Regions from separate parts of the Homo sapiens genome. Here region 2 is linked to region 1. Evidence: read pairs that join two places in POLR2A ChIA-PET (ENCODE). Cell type or tissue: B cell. All regions are shown on one strand. Each heading gives the region's core, and the rest is flanking DNA. Links, peaks and the distances in the headings are about the cores only. Region 1 overlaps CUX1 (cut like homeobox 1). Region 2 overlaps CUX1 (cut like homeobox 1).

The links. ChIA-PET counts read pairs that join two places held together with the same protein. Peaks named below come from ENCODE experiments on the same cell type or tissue, not always from the same donor. Only the 100,000 strongest peaks of a DNase experiment are listed, where the experiment ranks them.
Region 2: POLR2A ChIA-PET joins it to region 1 with 7 read pairs; 4 of 35 experiments call an interaction of 5 or more read pairs at or near these places.

What each region holds. Positions count from the first base shown.
Region 1 is chr7:101,987,176-101,989,987 of GRCh38, forward strand. The region is part of intron 2 of CUX1 (cut like homeobox 1); the gene reads left to right. Among named protein-coding and RNA genes, the nearest start is that of CUX1, 170 kb to the left of the region's middle. RefSeq lists enhancers at 1-968, 1,758-2,567, 2,463-2,512 and a silencer at 914-1,208. In B cell, for the core only: no CTCF peak of the experiment used is centred there; a DNase peak (open chromatin) is centred at 1,186.
Region 2 is chr7:102,087,782-102,090,593 of GRCh38, forward strand. The region is part of intron 4 of CUX1 (cut like homeobox 1); the gene reads left to right. Among named protein-coding and RNA genes, the nearest start is that of SH2B2, 200 kb to the right of the region's middle. In B cell, for the core only: no CTCF peak of the experiment used is centred there; no DNase peak of the experiment used is centred there.

The DNA.
Region 1 (2,812 bases), core at 55-2,554:
ATTCACTCCCGCATCCCGACACAGTGCCCAGCACATCATCGATGAATGAGTGTGGGGCAAATGCTTGCACAGAAGTCCGTGCGTGAGCCACGACGGTAAACAGAGGCGCTCCTCTTGTCCTAATGTGGAACTCCCCAAGCTACGGGAAAGGGGTGCATATGGACCGCTGCTCACTCACGGCTCAGATACTTCCACGGTAATGGGTTGGCGACAGTGACTCAGCTTCTCATAGGTTCAAGCGGAAGAAATGGTGAGTCCTGGAGCACTGCTTGCTTTGAAGTCTGTTTCAGACTAGGGTCATGTTTCAAAGTTTTTGAATTTCTTTTTTATTCAAAAGACATTTGATGAGTTGACTATTGGGGGAACCTTGACCCCGGTGACTCCGTGGGACAGGGGATACCCCCGGGGTCCCTTATAAGCCTGCTGACTCACCGCCTGTTCTCCATCTTCTGTCTTCCACATTAGAAGCAAGGGCGGGGACATTGCCTTTCCCGGCCGCTGCGGTGTCCTGGCGCAGGGCACGTGCCTGAGGGCCCTTGGTCATCCGAGGGAGGACTGCACCAGGGACATCAGAGTGCTGATCTTACAGGAAACGGCAAATGAATGGAATTGGTCTGACTCCATATTACTCCTTACTTAGATGTAAAACAAATACACATGATTTTTCATCCTAGAAGAAAGTCTAAACGAACTCTTGACAAAAACAGCCAAGTTCAGAGAAAGCTGACTCTGTTGGTGTAAGAAGCGTTTTTTCAGGCTGGGCTGCTGGCTCATGCCTGTAATCTCAGCACTTTGGGAGGCCGAGGCAGGTGGATCACTTGAGGTCAGGAGTTCGAGACCAGCCTGGCCAACATGGGGAAACCTCGTCTCTACTAAAAATAGAAAAATTAGCTGGGCGTGGTGGCGCATGCCTGTAATCCCAGCTACTTGGGAGACTGAGGCAGGAGAATCACTTGAACCCGGGAGGCAGAGGTTGCAGTGAGCTGAGATCACGCACTGCACTCCAGCCTGGGCAACAGAGCGAGAATCTGTTTCAAAAAAAAAAAGAAGAAGAAGCTGTTCTCCGTGAGTCAGCCCCGGTGTCTGATAAGTGTCTGCAGCTGACAGCTCAGAGCTGGTGTCAACCCACTTTGGAGGCTGGGGTGGGAGGCAAGAAACCCAGACAGAACCCCTCCTGGCTGCAAAACCTCCAGGCTTAACTGTGGCGCCCACTCCATGGTGGGTCTTAACTCTCCTGAAAACACTTCATGGGCTGTGGGCCTCTCGGGTGCTTCTGCGCCAGCTCTTCCTCTTCACCTCCTGCCACAGATCTGTGTCCCCAGGCTCTCCTGTGTGTCTCCCTGCTCCTCCTTTCCCTCCAGGTCCGATTCCACAGCCCTGGGCTGCCTTTCCACCTCTGCCTTCTCTGGGGTATGTCCTCGCCTCTCCTGTCACCATTGTCCTCAGGGATCTTCCAGCTTTCCAGGCATTTGGAAAGAGGCCTCCATACCTTGATGTGGCCTCCCAGGTTCCTTGCGACAGAGTCCTGCGTCGGGATACCAGGGGCTGGGCGCGGTGGTTCATACCTGTTATCTCAGCACTTTGGGAGGCCAAGACAGGAGGATTGCTTGAGGCCAGGAGTTTGAGCCAGCCTCGGCAGCATAATGAGATTCCATCTCTACAAAAAAATAAAATTTAGCCAAGTGTGGTGGCATGCACCTGTGGTCCCAGCTACTCGGAAGGCCAAGGCAGGAGGATTGCTTCAGTCCTGGAGGTTGAGGCTGCAGTAAGCTATAATCGTGCCATTCCAGCCTGGGAAACAGGGTGAGATCCTGTCTCAAAAAAAAAATAATAATAATAATAATAATATTTGTAGGGGAAGGACACTCAGATTTCCTACTGGAAGCAAGGCTTCCTCATTCCATCAGATTCTGCTCCTCCTCCAAGGCTCGGCTCAGGGGCCTGCCCCTCCATGAACCTTCCCAGCCCTCAGCCCCCTTCCTTCCTATTCCCCCAGCACCGACGTCACCTCATCCTGCCCGACTCTGTAGCATGCAGGCCTCCGTCCTCCACCCAGCTGCAGAACCGGAGACCTCAGGTGGTATCTGGTTCCACGTGTCCCCAATGGCACCTCGCCTGGAACGATGTCTGCGCCGACCAGTGATAACAATCGAAATAGCAGGCGTGGCTGACCGTGTGCCGAGGCTCGGCGTGCCGCACTGGCCAGCCGTGATTTCATCTCAGCCTCTAGCATCCTGCTGGGGTAGGTTAATAATCCCTGGATTTCTCAGATGGGAAATGTTAGGAAAGTCTGTAAGCCCCCATGGAAGGTCCCGGAGCCCAAATTCAAACCCGAGTGGAGCGTTCTGTTGCTTCACTGTGCTCTGGTGTGAATTTTAATGTAAGGCCCTGGCATTTAAGAGCTCGAAGACACCATGGAGGTGGAGAGCTCAGCCCTGTCATTGGATGGAAGCTGAGACTGGTGAGATTCTCACCGGGGCTTTTGCAGGGAGTTTGGGGGAATTTTGAAGGTGGTACAGGTGTTCTGACCCCAACACCATCTCCTCCAGCTGGGCCACACACTTATTTCCTGCTCCTACCCCCGTCCTTCCCACCCCTTGGATTCTGGGTGTACAGAAGAGTGGGCACATGCTAAGGTCAGCCCTGGGTTAGCCTCATGGACAAGGTGGGCCTGGAGCAGGAACCCGCCTGATAGAAGACACTCAAAGTCTGTCCGTACACGCTCGGTGTGGGCATCGCTTGCACGCAGGTGCAGCTTTTGCTGTGGGAAACCACTTTAAATGAATTGATAGCCTCACCACAGTGGAGCCAT
Region 2 (2,812 bases), core at 98-2,597, 100 kb after region 1:
TTTTAAAGAAATTAAAAATGAAATTATAATATTTTATTTTTACTCATCTATTTACCATTTCCAGTGTTGTTTATTCCCTTGCGTGGATTCAAGTATGCACGTGAAATCATTTTCTTTTGGTCTATAGATCTCCTTTTAACATTTATTATGATATAGGCACACTGGCAATGAATTCTGTTAGCTTTCATTCATCTGGGGAAAAAATACCTTAATCTCACCCTTTTTTTTTTTTTTAAGACAGAGTCTTGCTCTGTCACCCAGGCTGGAGTGCAGTGGTGCAATCTTGGCTCACTGCAACCTCCATCTCCCAGGTTCAAGTGATTCTGCTGACTCAGCCTCCCCAGTAACTGGGATTACAGGTGTGTGCCACCATGCCTGGCTAATTTTTGTATTTTTAGTAGAGACGGGGTTTCTCCATGTTGGCCAGGCTGGTTTCAAACTCCTGACCTCAGGTGATCTGCCTGCCTTGGCTTCCCAAAGTGCTGGGATTACAAGCGTGAGCCACCGCGTCCAGCCACCTTCATTTTTAAAGAGTATTTTTTGTCAGATATAAAATAGTTTCTTGGGTCTGCCAGTCATGGTGGCTTATGCCTGTAATCCCAACACTTTGGGAGGCTGAGGCGGGCAGATCGCTTGAGGTCTGGAGCTGGAGACCAGCCTGGCCAATATGGTTAAAGCCCTGTCTCTACTAGAAAAACAAGAATTAGCTGGGTGTGATGGTGCACACCTGTAATCCCAGCTACTCGGGAGGCTGAGGCAGGAGATTCTCTTGAATCCAGTAAGCAGAGGTTGCAGTGAGCTGAGATCGTGCCGCTGCACTCCAGCCTGGGTGACAGAGCAAGACTCTATCTCAAAAGAGAAATAAAATAAATAAAATGAAATAGTTTGTTGGTGGTTTGGGTTCTGGTTTTTTCTCTCTCTGGACTGACTGTTTCTGAGACAGGCGATCTCCAGTAATTCATATATATTTTTTTAACCTATATACAATTAATCTTTTTCTCTTCACCATTTAAGATTTTCCTTTTCTAATTTTGATTTCAGAAACTCTCTTACGCTTACTGGTGTTCTTTGGGTTTATCCTGCATGGAGTTTGTAGAGTTTCTTGAATTTTTAGGTTTATAGCTTTTATGAAGTTTGGAACATTTTGCCACTGTTTCTTCAAATACACCCTTTCCCTCTTTCTGGGAAATGTATGTTTGGTTGCTTAATTTTGTTTCATAGGTTGCCGAGGGTTTACTAACTTTTTTTTTCAATCTTTCTGTGTATTTCTGTTTGGTTTGTTTCTGTGACTATATCTTTAAATTCACTGATCTTTTTCTTTCACTGTGTCTAATCTATTGTTCAGCCAATCAAGTGAATTTTTTCCATTTCACATACTTTAAGCTTCAGAATTCGATTTGATTCTTTATGTTTTCTGTTCCTCTCTGTATTGTATTCATATTTTTCTTTAAATCCTTGGACATGCTGATAATAGATGTTCTAGTCTGCTTCTTCCATTATCTCTTGTCATTTCTGGTTCTGTTTTTATGAAGTGATTTTTCCCCTGATCATCCTGCTGCTTTGCATGTCTAGTAATTTCCTATTGAATTTTAGACATCATGAGCTTTAACTGGATTTTGTTGTCTTATTTAAGTTTGGGCAGGCAGTTAAGTTACTTGCAGGTCAGTTTGATCATCCTGAGACTTGTTTGTAGCTTTTTGGAGTGGATATGGGCAAGCCTTGAAGATGAGTTTAGCCCTCCACTCAGGTGGGACACTTCCAGTGTCTTTACTCTTCAACAAGTCCTTGCTCTTCAACAAGTGTGTCCTCTCTGGCTGGTTGCAGTTGGAAAGTCCTCCAGCCCTCAAACTGTGGGAGGTTTTCAGCTCAGACTTTCCTTTCTATTCTTGCCTGGCCTTAGGAGTTTCACCCTGTGCATAGGCACTTTAGCTCTTGGCAAAAGATCGCCTCTCTGCAGATTTCTGTAGCTCTTGTCCCTCCTTTTCACACTCTGCCTTGCAAATTCCAATTGCTGCAGCCACCCAATCTTGTGATGTGTGTCCTTCAATGGACAGGGAGACCATCACACTCCGCTTGGGTTTTTTTCTTCATTGTGATGCAATCCAGAGAGTTCTTCCTGCCAGGAAGGGTAACATAGAGCTCATCTCATTTGCTTCCCTTCCTTCAGGGAAGTCTTGTTCCACCAGTTGTCCAGCGTCTGTAAATAGTTGTTTCATTGACTTTGCCTAGTTTTCTAGTTGTTTATGACCAGAGCACAAGTTGAGTATCAGTAGATCTGTCATGGCCAGAAGCAGAGACTCCAAGTTCTGTTAATTTTGATTTTTGGTTTTCATGGAAATGGCTGGAAAAAATAACTTACAAAGATAAATAGATTCAAACCAAAGAAACACATTATTGGCTATCTTTACAAAAATAGGATTCATATTTATGAAATCTAGGTATAGGTTGAGTGTCTTTTATCCAAAATGCTTGGAATCAGAGTGTTTTGGATTTGGGATTTTTGAATTAGGGATATTCAGCTTGTACTAATTATGAGAAGGTATTTGTTGAAACTCAGCTAGTCAATTTTCATTTTCCATGATACCGTTTTTTTTTTTGTTTTTTTGTTTTGTTTTGTTTTTTTTGAGATGGAGTCTCGCTCTGTCACCCAGGCTGGAGTGCAGTGGCGCAATCTCAGCTCACTGCAAGCTCCACCTCCCAGGTTCATGCCATTCTCCTGCCTCAGCCTCCCGAGTAGCTGGGACTACAGGAGCCCGCCACCACGCCCAGCTAATATTTCTGTATTTTCAGTAGAAACAAGGTTTCACTGTGT